4 separate regions of the Homo sapiens genome follow, and all the other regions are linked to region 4. A link is a contact called in ENCODE Hi-C or POLR2A ChIA-PET data. All regions are on one chromosome and are shown on one strand. The core of a region is the stretch at or near the end of the contact, and the rest is flanking DNA. Distances in the headings are between cores, read along the strand shown.

Region 1 (2,790 bases), core at 186-2,685, 62 kb before region 4:
CCCACCCTGCCCCTTCTCAGATGGGCCCATCTCTCTGTATTCGTGGCTATCACCCCCTCTGCTTAAGTCATGCAGCCTCCTATGACTCATTGCCTTCCCAGACACCAGCACTCCTCCCGTCCTGCGCTCTGGCCCAGTCTGTTGCTAAGTCTTCCTTAACCTGGGGCAGGAGTGAGTCTCAGGCCTAGGAGCTCAGTCTGGCATTTGAAAAGCAATTATTGTGTGAGCAGGAAGGAATCGTGTGAGGGGCATGAGTTTGTGTGTATGTGGGCATGTGTCTCAGGGCAGAAGAGAATGCAAAAGTGGGATATTTGGAGCAGAAGAAGGCTGCTCCACATTAGAACCATTTGTGCAATTTTGAGAAGTTTCTCCCTCTGAGGTCTTTCCCTGTGGAAACTGGGCTGCATTTCCCAAGCCAGACCTCACATGAGGCTGAACCAAACCCTCACAGCTACTGCTTCTGTGACAGCTACTGCTTCTGTCTCCACTCTACAGCCTGGATGAGGACATGCTCAGGGCTGCAGAATCACAGAGGCTAGAACTCCTGGAGCTGAACATGTCCTCAGAGATTATCTGGCACCATGGTTTTCAAACATTTGCTCTTCATCTCTGGTCCTCAACTGAGTAGACTGGGGAACTTTTGGGCTTCATAGAAACCAGCCTGAAAAAACACTCTTCTAGTCCAAACTTGTCAATTTATAGATGGAGAACCCAAGGCCAAGAGACGGGAGACCTGTCTGGGGTCTCAGAGCAGGCTGGATAATCCGATAAATGGCCCCACACTGACTCTGCACTGTTCCTGTTCCCTGCAGGCACCAAGCCTGCCCTGGGCACAGAGAAAGGCCTTTTGAGTTACCCTGCAGACTTTAGACACTTTGGCAAGTGTTTCCAATGACAGCTCCAAAGGGAAGCAGGGCTCAGGACTGAGTCATAAGACAAATGCACATTAGGTACATGTTAACATCATCTGCAAGAACAGAAAATATTTTTACAAGCCTCCTCACTTGTCACTGGACATGTTCAAGTCTGGGTGATGAATGGCTGGGTAAGTACTGTGGTAAGCAAAGGAAACATCATAAAGCTCCTCAGCTCCACTGCAGGCCCCGAGGGCAGCAGCAGAGACATCTGGACAGACAGACACAGAGGGGAGGACATTCACTTTCCCTAAGGCAGGAGAAGGAACCTGGCATCCCCACTGGGTCAGGAAAAATGGGAGCAGGACAACAGGGAGCTGAGACATTGAAAACTAAAACCTGGGCCACTGTGAGCCTTCTGACTGTGGGATGCAGGGGGCTCCTGGGAGGGTGTGCACATCACAGAAGGATGCATCGGCTGCACATTCAGGAAGGTCCTCCAAGCAGTTCCACAAGTGCATCTGCACTTACACGCCCTTGCAGTGCTACCTTATGCTCACTAGAGGGCGATATCATGTTTCCTCCTGGCACGGGTGTACCTGTGGGAGGGGCTACCTGGAAGCCATCCTCATCCCCTGATGACAGCAGGTCTCCTTACGTTCCCACCAAATCCATACTACCATGGGCAGCGCTCCATCCCAGCTCCTGGTGCACGGTAGCCCTGTCAGAACCCATTCTAGGGACTCCACCTGTTCTCAGCCTAGAACCTCACTCTGAACTGCAATGTGCTCACTTCATGGCCACTTACCCGGGTTAGGTGAGGGGCAGGTGACCCTAGAGTAGGTGTGGACTCAAAGTAACACAAAGGAGAGTAGGGAATTTTAATTTTTTAAAAATAAAGGAATCCTTTTGTCAAATGAAATCATAGGGAGAACTCCACTCTATAAAATTCAGTATTTGGTTCCCCAAGCCACCTGTGGCTTCTCAGTGGAGTGATGGGTGTCCTCAGGATAGCCTGAAAATAACAGAAGTAGCCAAGGGGCCAGCTAGTCCTGGGCACCAACACGCACTCCACCATACCCTGCTGAGTGGACATGGTACGGGGCAAGAACGTCCGTGAGCCTCAGTTTCCTCATCTGTTAAGAGACTCACTGGGCTGTCAGAACTAAATGAGATCATGCACGTCGGGCCCCTAATGGTGCCTGTCAAGTAGCAGGCCCTCAAAAAACATCACCAAATGTTCCTTCAAAACCAGAGGCATGAAGAACACAGCAAGCTTCCGCAGGAATCCGCAGTCTATACAGTCTCCTGGGCTGATCAGGATGGCGAGGTCACAAGTTTGGGGCATAGTGACTCACTTTTGAGCCACTTAGTGGGATGCAAACTCTGGCCGCCTCCCTTTGCAGCTCCACACTCTTGAAAGACTAACCTTCAAATGACCTCTAAGCACAAAGCAGTGATGACTTTTCCTGCCTCACACTGAACTAGTGAGTCTTGAGATGGGAGCATGTCTCTGCTCCCTGCCCCAGATGGCTGGGGCCTCACTTTCCCATGGTGGGAAGGACGCCCAATGATCCTCTATGATCAGCTCCATCAGCAACCTCTCCTAGGTGGGAAGGGGAGTTCCTTTCCAGCCATGCCCAGAAAGCCTTCCTTTAGGTTCAGGTCCAAAGGAGCAGGGCCTTGGCACCGCCAACCACTGTTAACCAGTGAGGGGCCTGCTCAAGTGCAGCGCAAGGCTGGAGCACAGACAGGCTCCCTGCTTCCTGGTTAATGCCTTCCAGGGCAGGGGAGGCCTTTATTCAGCAGAGCCCGTGAGTTCTTCCCAGTGACTCTGAGGTTCACTCCCCTTCCTACACCAGAAGACCACATTTAGAGCAAAGATGAAGCAAATGGGAGAAGGTGAGGTGGAATCAGGGGCAAACAGTCCACCTCA
Region 2 (2,988 bases), core at 132-2,631, 49 kb after region 4:
CAGAACTGTGAGAAAGAAGTGCCTGTTGCTTATAGCCACACAATGTGTGCTACTTTGTTATAGCAGCCTGAATGGATTAAAACAGGTGGGACAGCCACACCCCCACATCATCTCAGGGAGGCTTGCCCTGATTTTTTTTTTTATTACACTTTAGATTCTGGGGTACATGTGCACAATGTGCAGGTTTGTTATATATGTATACATGTGCCATGTTGGTGTGCTGCACCCATTAACTCGACATTTACATTAGGTATATCTCCTAATGCTTTCCGTCCCCCCTCCCCCCACCCCACAACAGGCCCCAGTATGTGATGTTCCCCTTCCTGTGTCCGAGTGTTCTCATTGTTCAATTCCCACCTATGAGTGAGAACATGCGGTGGCTTGCCCTGATGTTTACTGAAGACCTACTCTGTGTCACCCACTGTGCTAAGGGCTGAGACAGTCCTGAGAGTGAGAAAAACAACAGTGTTCATAGTGAAAAAGCCAAGGTCTCTGGATGGAGAGAGATAACCCATCCATCTAAAACTGGAGTTCATTTCAGTAAGTGCTGAATGAGCACCGACTATGTGGCAGACATCATATTTTTGGGTCCTGAAAACCCAGTGATAAATAAGATAATCCCTGTCTTCAAGCCAAGCAACAGGGAAAATAGGAAAAAAGAAGGTAAAGATTTGGTTAGACTTAAAATAAAGGATAGCACGGGGTCCTTTGGGAGCCCTGAGGAAGGGACTTACTAGGCCTGAGATGCCTAGAAGTGGGCATTGGAGCTGAATCCAGGAAGAGGATGTGTTAGCCTGGCAAAGAAGGGTCAGGAGAGGGCATCCCAGGGGGCAAAGGCATGGAGGTTTACAATACCCCGGAGCGTGCTAGAGACTGCCAAGTGTTTGGTGCAGCCGGCTTAGATGTTGGGGACGAGGCGGGTGTGATAGCAGGGGCCAAGGCTGGAGGGTCATCTCTGAGGCTTGCACTTTATCCTGTATGTGACACAGAGCCACAAAGGGTTTTCAGCAGGCAGGTGGCACACAGGATCAGATCTGCATTTCAGGAGGATCACTGTGGCTGTGCTGGGATGATGCGCTGGGTAACAGGACGGGCACAGCAGGACAGTAGCAGTGAGAGCAGAGAGACAGTGCCAGGAACCGCAGCACACAAGGACGTGCTACAGAGCAGTGGATGAGGGAGGGAGAGGAAGCGTTCGTCCCAGCTCTCCAGTGGAGCTCAAACCTGAAGTCTCAGAGCTGACCTCTGTGGCACCAGAGAGGCTGGGTCATTAGCATGACAAGTGCTGCTTGTGTACAGAAGCCTCCCTAGCTGACTTCCTGCAGGGACATTCAAGGCCAGGGCTCCCATTAGCTCCCCCAGCTTGCTGGCTTTGCTCACTACCCCTTTATTCCAGATCATTAAGAACGCAGCCCTCTGGGAGGTTTCCTTGAGGCCTTTGTTTAAACTGAGAAGCAAGTACATTTAATTGCCTCAGCTAGACACCCTGCTTTACTCTCCTCACACCCTCCACACCCCTTCCTGGTCGGTACCCCGGGCCCTCCCCCAGGCAGCTTCATCCCACAGCTTGTGTCCTGAAACATAATAAGTGCATGCTCTGAGGCCCTCCTCAAATTATGGTTCTGATCTTTACTTCCAAAAACAGAGCTGGAATTATAGCTTGGCTCCATGAGAAGTTCAAATCCACAGGGTCATAAACCCTTTCATGTTCTGTTTCAAGACCTTTGCTGGGGATTTTAACAGGTTTGCACCTCTGATGTTGTTACACGGTGGTTAGTCTGCCAGTTCCAAAGATTGAGACCTCCTGCCAGGATGTGGAGCGTGTTAACTACTTCGGGTTTTGCCAGTTATCCATCAGGGTCTCAGGCCTTAAATATCTTCTGCCTTTTTTTCATTGCCAGAGTTCCCCAAGGACAGAGGTCAGGGAATAAGAGCTGAGTGAGACCTCCCAAAGCAGATCACAAAGAGAAGGGGACACTGCACCATGGAGGTGACACAGGCCAGTGGCCACGGTGCTGGACCTGGGGCTGAGAGGACCCACATGTATATCCTGGCCGATTTAGGTATCTTAGACTTTCTGTGCCTCACTTTCCTTATCTGTGAAATCAGCATTCTGATCATGACTAAATAAAAATTGCTGCCATTGATCAAGGGCACTGACTGGACCAGGCACTGTGCTAACCTTGTGCCTGGCACTGTCTCATTTAATCTTCACAGCAGCCCGATGAAGACATGGGGGCTCAGGATGGTTAACTGACCTCTACGTAGCAGCACAGTCAGCATCTGAACTTGTAAGAGTGTCACATAGGTTAAAATCATTTTTCCTGGCCCAGTGCGGTGACTCACGCCTGTAATCCCAGCACTTTGGGAGGCCGAGATGGGCTGATCACCTGAGGTCAGGAATTTGAGACCAGCCTGGCCAACATGGTGAAACCCCATCTCTACTAAAAATACAAAAACATTAGCCAGGCATGGTGGCGGGTGCCTGTAATCCCAGCTACTGGGGAGGCTGAGGCAGGAGAATTGCTTGAATCCGGGAGGCTGAGGTTGCAGTGAGCTGAGATTGCGCCATTGTGCTCCAGCCTGGGTGACAAGAGCAAAACTCCATCCAAAAAAACCCCACATTTTCCCAAAGCAATAATAGACTGGGTTAAACCAGTCAGTCTCCCACAAGAGAAGTTCCTGAACATGAATAACCCGATTTTTTTGAAGGCAAGTTGGGCCATGGTTATCTCTCTTTGAGGACTGGCTGAGGACTGAGTGGGTGGGTTCACTGTGTGCCACAACAGCAGGGTTGATTTATGCCAGGCATGAGTGGCTTACAGCCGACTGATGCCCCTTTCTAATGGGTCACAGCCCTGTTCTGGTTATTGGCTAGTGCCCTATTCTGGTTGGTTGGCACCAGAAGCACACTGGTTTTAAACATTTTGCACATCAGCCCTGCATCACAGTGCCTGGCAGTCATTTATTCCTTCATGGTATATGTAA
Region 3 (3,116 bases), core at 79-2,578, 41 kb before region 4:
CAGAAGACCCAAATGTCTTCACTCCATGGCAGAAGGTGGGAGGGGCTGTAAGAACAAATCTACAGGAATACTCAGATAAGGGTACTAACTCTCCAGCTGCAAGACTTGGAAAGGAATCAGGCCGAGCATTAAGGGAAGGGTCTAACTTGGATGTGCAGAGGAATATACCCAGTGGAGGGAACAATATGAAAGAGGAATTTCCAAGGATGCAAAGGGGGCAGTCAGCGACTCCATCTGGCTGGCGAGTAGATTCTGGGAAGAGGAGCTGGGGAGGGTGGTGTGGATTAACAGTGGAAACGACCCTGCAGAAGGCCTTGAAGGCCAGCTGAAGGAGACTGTACCACATGCCACAGGCACCAGGGGAGTCACCAAAAGTATTACGTAAAGGAAGAGCATGGGTACTCTTATTCTTCCAAAAGACTGGGTCTTTGAGCAATGTGTGGGAGGGACTGAAAAGAGATAAAGGCTGGGAAAGCGAGGGCCGCCACCAGATTCTGATGCAGCCCTCAGGGCTTAGTGGAGAGCAGCCTCTGGGAGCTCCTTCATAGACAGCCTTGAGCTCAGCCCATGCTCCTGGGCTCTCACCTGCATCCTGTTCATGGCCTCCCGGAGCTGGTCCAGCTGGTGGGCAGAACTGAGAGCTTCTAAGCGGATATCCGTCAGCTTCATCTCCTTGTCTCTTAACTCATTTCGGAGCTGCATGACGGTCTCAGCTTCACTATCCATGCATTCTGAAATTCTAGGGAAAGAGGAATGTTACTGATGAAAGCAGCTCCTTTTAGTCCCCTACTGAACACTGGTCCACATCAATCATCAGGTTTGTTTAGCAGTAACTGTGAATAACCAGCTGCCTGGTGCTTCCTGTGGGTGACAATGCCAAAAGCACCTGAAAACAGATTTTATTCCTTCTCTGTATTCTTTTTTTCTTCTTTAAATTGGTTTATTTAGACCACTGATGTTTAAAATCGTTAATATAGTTAGATTATTATTTACTGTATTGTTACTTTTCTATTTGTTGTCCTTTTTCTTTGTTCCTATTTTTGTCTTTCACTCTTTTCCTGAGTTCCTACTTTTGTCTTTCACTCTTTTCCTGCTTTTTGTGGTTTCACTTTTTAAATTTTATTTTTATTTTTATTTTTAGAGACAAGATTTCATTCTCTACATTCTTTCTTTGCTGAGCTCTGGCAATCAGAATGGCTTTGGTGTGCCTTTCAGCAAAATTCCAGGAATATAAGGATAAGCAGGAGCTGGCAAAAGGGAGTAGTAACCTTCCAGTTTGATAACCCCCTCCCCCACCATGTGTACACAGCTGGGCTTCCATGACACCACACGCCCTTGAGTTCCAAACCGACTCAGAGAAGCAGGGTCAGCTTACAGTTTTAAAGATTAGAAACTTCTTTATTAAACAACTGAGGGGTGATTTTTATTTGCCAAAATGGGGATGAAACCTAAAGATATGCGTGGAAGGTGTTAATCTGTTCCTGATCACATTCTGAAAACTCACTCCCCTAAAAGTGTCTAGACAGATCAACCTTCTTTAGTTCTCTCAGCCCCCACACTGCTTAACACACTCAGGGCAAGAAGGGAAACCTCTTCAGGGAGTTAGAGAACAGACGGGATGGTGTGACAGGCAAGCCAAAGTTGTATCTGAAAACTCTGCAACAGCCTGGCTAATTATCTTCTTTTCCCTGCTGCACACCAGGTCAAGGTCACCATGGGACCCTGTTGAGTTCCTCTTTCTGAAGAGGTGGTTCTTCTAGCTTAGGCTCCTTAGTTACTTAGGTTTGCTCTTCAAACACCTGGCAAATCAGCACAAAGTAGAAGATCATACAAGTCGTGATGAATTGCAATGTTAGGAAAGATAGTTCTCTTAAAAAAAATAGTTCTGTGAGTTTCGACGATCTTAGCATCTGGGTTACTGGGTGATCCAGAATAGAAAGCTTTGACATTTCTTGGACTGAAGACAGAAAAACAACCCCAAACACCCCCACTCTCAAGTTCATAAAGTTACAAAGCTGAAGCTGATTATGTCTAAAGGAGATGATGAGCATGTGGTCTCTGCAGAAATAAATGATCACATGAGTCTGGCTCTCCAAGACCCAAGCTATGGGTTTGGGGCCAAACAAAACCTGACCTGTAAAACTGGGTGAGGGTGTGGAAATTTTAATTCCCAAAGGAAAATGATTTATAAAATTGTTAAAAGAGATGAAATTGTATTTCGGGGGCAGAAAGAACTGGAAGAAAAATTTAACACTTGAATAGCCAAATGTTTCTGTTGCTCTTTTCTTGACCTGAACCTGAACTTTTTTGATTTGAGAGACACGGTAAAACCACCTTATGTTTTTAAAAGTTACCAGTCACCAAGGAAGATTCTTAGCTTCAAAATCTTATTGAAAAACCCAAAGAACTCCTGAAAATGATCTAATTATTTCCATCTCACACTTTTGAGAGACTGAAGCCAATAGATTCAGGACTAAAAGGGCGAGACAGAAATGTCTTTAGAATTTGCAACATCCTTTCTTTCTCAGCTCTCTGTACTTTGAATAGCCTGTGGTTTGTGAGGTTTACTGATAGAACCATGCTTTTTTTTTTTTTCTTCGGTTTGGGAGGTTTGCAGGAGGAGCTTGCAAAAACTGGTTCTATCTTGAGAAGACTATGGTTTCTTGGTTTAAATGGAGTGTAAAGTCTGAACAAAATTTCACTGTGATACTCCCTTCTTAGCCAAATCATGTCCTACATGAATCTTGAAGGCTCAGATTCACTGCAGAGAACAGTCTGTTCTGGCTGACACCATGTGAGGCTCGTCTGTCCAGCACTCCACGATAAGGCACCTTGCTCAAGTCATCTTCACCTGATCTGCACCCTTTTCCCAGAAAGCTCTCAGCAAGAGAGAAAATACCTTCTTGGCACTCACGTTGTGGAACGTATCACATGGGTTACTTTGCAGAGCTTGGCCTAAACCCTTGACTTTACAAACGGTACCAAACTGAAATGAAGAAAGTCTGTGTTGGGAGGACTTTGTCCTCCCTATGCTCCTCCAGAATCAGCCAGCTCTCAGAAACACACAATGATGAGGCCTCATGAGACAGATGCCCTATAACGTAGACATGATGTTG
Region 4 (3,109 bases), core at 406-2,905:
CTGCCCAGGGGCACTCTCTGCACCAACACGGCTTCTCAGAGAGAGGGATGCCCACTTCCCTGCACCCCTAACTCTGGCCCACCCCCTAAATGCCACTGGCAATGACTTCAAATGGGAGAACAGACTTGTTGGAGGTTTCAAGAGGCCAGCAGTCTGCATATTTGGAATTCATCTGTAACGAAGTGAATTCCAGGTCCCTCTCAATTTCTGCGGCCCAGGCATAGCTAGGAGCTGAGTCCTGGGTGGGGCATGTTACAACTTGCTGGCTGATGAAGTCAAAGCACTTGGATTTCTAAAGACCAACGGTTTAAAGGCTTGGTTTGTGAGCTGACAAAAACAAAGTTTTCACTGTTGATGGGGTGAAGGTTTTTTTTTTTTTTTTTTTCTGGCAGGAGACAACATCTGTTTGTTATGTTTGGCCAGGTCATCACTCCCCCACAAAATTAAGGACAGTATCCATCTCTGAGGCCCACCTACAGCTGGGGGCAAACACAAGCGTGTACATTTGTAAAGTCTTAATACTCTACACATTCTTTTTCATTATCATCGCAGGAAATGGGCACACAGAACACAACAGTCTGCAAGACATAATGAGCCAAACTTCAGCAAAGGATTTTGAAAGGGAGAAGAGGCAGCTGCATGGGGAGGGGTAGACAAAGGTGAGGGCCAAGCTACACAGTGGGTGGCAGGTCATTTCTGGGCTTGGGGTTGGGGGTGGCAAAAGGAATGGGAAGGAAGCTGAAAAGCAGGAACATGCCACAGGAGGCCACAAGAGATGCAAGCGAGAGCTTCCGCTGCCCCAGATCAAGTGGCAGGGTTTAAGGTCGCCTTCCCAAAATGGGAATGAAGAGGCCAGCCCAACTCCACCTCTCCCTGGGCTTTAGCAGACAGAGGAACAGACTCTCACTGGCATGTCCATGTGTCACAGAGTACACTAGAGCCACAAACACAAGCAGGTGGCTTAGGCCAACAGCCTCGCACAAGACATCTGGCTTGACAACGAATGGGCAGAAGAACCTAGAGGCTCGGTTGGTCCCCGGCCTGCAATGTCATTACCTGTCCTGTTTCCTGGGCAGAGTACTTCTGCAGAACTTAGGGCTAGCAGCAGGGGAAGAGAGAGGGCTAGAAGTCCAGGCAGGTAGAAAACAAGAGAAGGAACGTTAGCTTGGAAGAAAGGAGAGGTGTTGTTATATACATTTTTTTCATTCCCCATGCTGATCCTCGCTTTCTTCCCTATATGCAGAAACTGGACACATTTATCCCTGCTGCAGAGAAATCCAGGGCTCTGAGAACACTTTTAATTTCTTGATTTCCTATCAGTCCAGGAGGAGGGTGTTTGCCACAATGACAACAAACCTACCCAGCTGTCTAAAGAGCATCCTACTAAACACTCCATGTCTGCACCCAGTCACCTGCTCTGCTTGCACAATTACAAGGGGAGGGAAAAGAAGCTGTTGATGAACAAACAGGATAAAACTGAAGGATTTCAAAAGCTGAATGCCATTTCAAATGGTAGCATAAATCTGCCCCCGAGAGACTGAGCAGCTCCAAGCACCAAAAATAACCACAGAGGAAAAGATAACAGGGAGCAGAGCCAAGCTTGATTCCATCCTGAAGTGGCTTCCCCATGAAAGACAGCAGTAATTAGAAAGAGAGAAATCTTACAGGCAAAGGCTATTCGACATTTGGGATTCCTAAGCTAATCTTTTTATTTTTGGAAGGGTGTCTTTCTGAGAAAGGCAGCCAGAGGCACAGCACCAACCTTTCTGACAGTGTGGTCTTCACACTGTTAGTTCTGACAAAGGGAGTCAAGGAGTCGTCCTTGGAGGAGGCGATGAGGCCAGTGGAAGAATTGTGGCTGGGGACCCCTCCACTGCTGAGGGAGATGTCGATGGACTCACAGCTGGTGTGGAGGCTGCTGACAGACTGAAAGCCCAGGCCATCCTTGCTAACTGCGGAGGAGCTGCTGGCGTTGGTGCCCCAGGTGAGGCTGTTGGAAGGGGCCGAGTGGGCTGAGCTGGGGCTGGAGGCTAGCGGAGACTGGTTGAGGTCCACATTCTTGCTGTAGAGAGGACTGCTGCTCCCACTGCTCAGGACGCCACTGCCTGACGGGGAGTCTAGGTTACCTTGCTGAGTCATGGTGGCATGAGGATTGGAGATGACCACCGAATTTTTCATGTTTTCAGCTGTGGCGATGGGCACTTGCTTGGTAGGCTTCCCACCAAAGAGTCTGTGAAGAGACAAAGGGTTGTGTAGGTTGAACACCCAGTGCCAAGGGGCACCGGACTGTTAAAGAAGGGTAGGGCAGAGGAGTTGGTGAGAATTCCTGGGGAAGGAAGCACAGCCATTCCTACTGAAATGGCTAACGGTACTTCAGGGAAAGGTCAGCCATAAAGTGGGCCTAGACACTAGTGCATCACAGGCTGCCGTCTTCAAATTCTAAGCTGCAGCTGAGACTCTGACTCCATCTGAGCCAAAGAGCCATGAGTAATAATTTTCTACAGGCCTATTCACATGACACTGGGCCAAGATCTTGCTTCCCTTTCTTTCAATAGATAGACTAACTAGAAAACTGCCCTGGCCCAGGAAGATGGTTGTCTTCATCATCTCTGTCTCTGCGGCCCCAGGCATAAAGCAGGCACACAGTTTATGACAGCTCAACTCTAAGGGATTTGGTTTCTTGACCTCTGAGCACAATACATAGAATCAAGAGCATGAATTTAGATCTGGAGGGGGCCTAGGAAAAATGTCTTCAGAGATTTATCCACAATAGAAAACGCAACTGGAAAGATGTATCTTTTGAAGCCAGAGAGCTTACTTATCCAGTGACATACATGGAAATCTTGCTTGGTTCACAAGACATTAGACCAGACACACTGGGTGGGAACTGTGTCTCTGTGACAGACACACAGAAATGCTATTCTATGTCATCTCCCCTGCTCGTGGCCAAAAATGTGCCATCAGACTACAAGGAATGACATAAATGCCCCCTCTTCCACTGGCAGAGAACTCTCTGGTAGAATGTTGAAATTATCTTTAAGTCAGAGAATTGTCCACATTCTAGTAATGCAAAGGCTCTATTACACTCACTGAAACCTGTGTTGAGTAA

Evidence for each region. A loop is a pair of places that touch in the nucleus more often than their neighbours do. ChIA-PET counts read pairs that join two places held with the same protein, here RNA polymerase II (POLR2A). Pooled maps may share reads with other maps.
Region 1: a loop to region 4 is called in a map of uterus, with 5 times the contacts of the local background. The contact joins the enhancer-like site here to the promoter of NAV2-AS2 in region 4. A Hi-C loop is called at or near these places in 16 of 168 maps with a recorded cell type or tissue (HepG2, IMR-90, K562 and 13 more) and 11 of 50 pooled maps. POLR2A ChIA-PET finds 5 or more read pairs at or near these places in 6 of 52 experiments (A549, AG04450, HEK293 and 3 more).
Region 2: a map of psoas muscle shows a loop between it and region 4 (3-fold over the local background). The contact joins the enhancer-like site here to the promoter of NAV2-AS2 in region 4. A Hi-C loop is called at or near these places in 14 of 168 maps with a recorded cell type or tissue (Caco-2, HepG2, PC-9 and 7 more) and 5 of 50 pooled maps. POLR2A ChIA-PET finds 5 or more read pairs at or near these places in 8 of 52 experiments (A549, CD4-positive, alpha-beta T cell, H1 and 4 more).
Region 3: a map of breast epithelium shows a loop between it and region 4 (12-fold over the local background). The contact joins the enhancer-like site here to the promoter of NAV2-AS2 in region 4. A Hi-C loop is called at or near these places in 7 of 168 maps with a recorded cell type or tissue (HepG2, aorta, breast epithelium and 4 more) and 1 of 50 pooled maps. POLR2A ChIA-PET finds 5 or more read pairs at or near these places in 3 of 52 experiments (BJ, IMR-90 and PC-9).

What each region holds. Positions count from the first base shown.
Region 1 is chr11:20,109,693-20,112,482 of GRCh38, reverse strand. All of the region lies in intron 36 of NAV2 (neuron navigator 2), which reads right to left. Among named protein-coding and RNA genes, the nearest start is that of DBX1, 49 kb to the left of the region's middle. RefSeq lists enhancers at 1-10, 11-910. Within about 2 kb of position 1,435, at least 30 of the 41 ENCODE cell types and tissues checked have a DNase peak (open chromatin) inside an H3K27ac peak, as active enhancers do; they include IMR-90, PC-3, PC-9 and 5 more, where a contact is called at or near this core.
Region 2 is chr11:19,999,009-20,001,996 of GRCh38, reverse strand. All of the region lies in intron 11 of NAV2 (neuron navigator 2), which reads right to left. Among named protein-coding and RNA genes, the nearest start is that of NAV2-AS3, 19 kb to the right of the region's middle. RefSeq lists enhancers at 458-1,326, 1,327-2,196. Within about 2 kb of position 1,381, at least 7 of the 41 ENCODE cell types and tissues checked have a DNase peak (open chromatin) inside an H3K27ac peak, as active enhancers do; they include heart right ventricle, where a contact is called at or near this core.
Region 3 is chr11:20,088,488-20,091,603 of GRCh38, reverse strand. NAV2 (neuron navigator 2) reads right to left here. Exons shown (of 38, transcript NM_145117.5): 27 at 586-739. Among named protein-coding and RNA genes, the nearest start is that of NAV2-AS2, 41 kb to the right of the region's middle. Within about 2 kb of position 1,328, at least 3 of the 41 ENCODE cell types and tissues checked have a DNase peak (open chromatin) inside an H3K27ac peak, as active enhancers do.
Region 4 is chr11:20,047,849-20,050,957 of GRCh38, reverse strand. NAV2-AS2 (NAV2 antisense RNA 2) reads left to right here and starts at 1,655. Exons shown (of 2, transcript NR_046672.1): 1 at 1,655-1,984. It overlaps NAV2 (neuron navigator 2), which reads right to left. Exons shown (of 38, transcript NM_145117.5): 15 at 1,763-2,230; 16 at 1,057-1,122. RefSeq lists enhancers at 1,286-2,485, 2,004-2,517.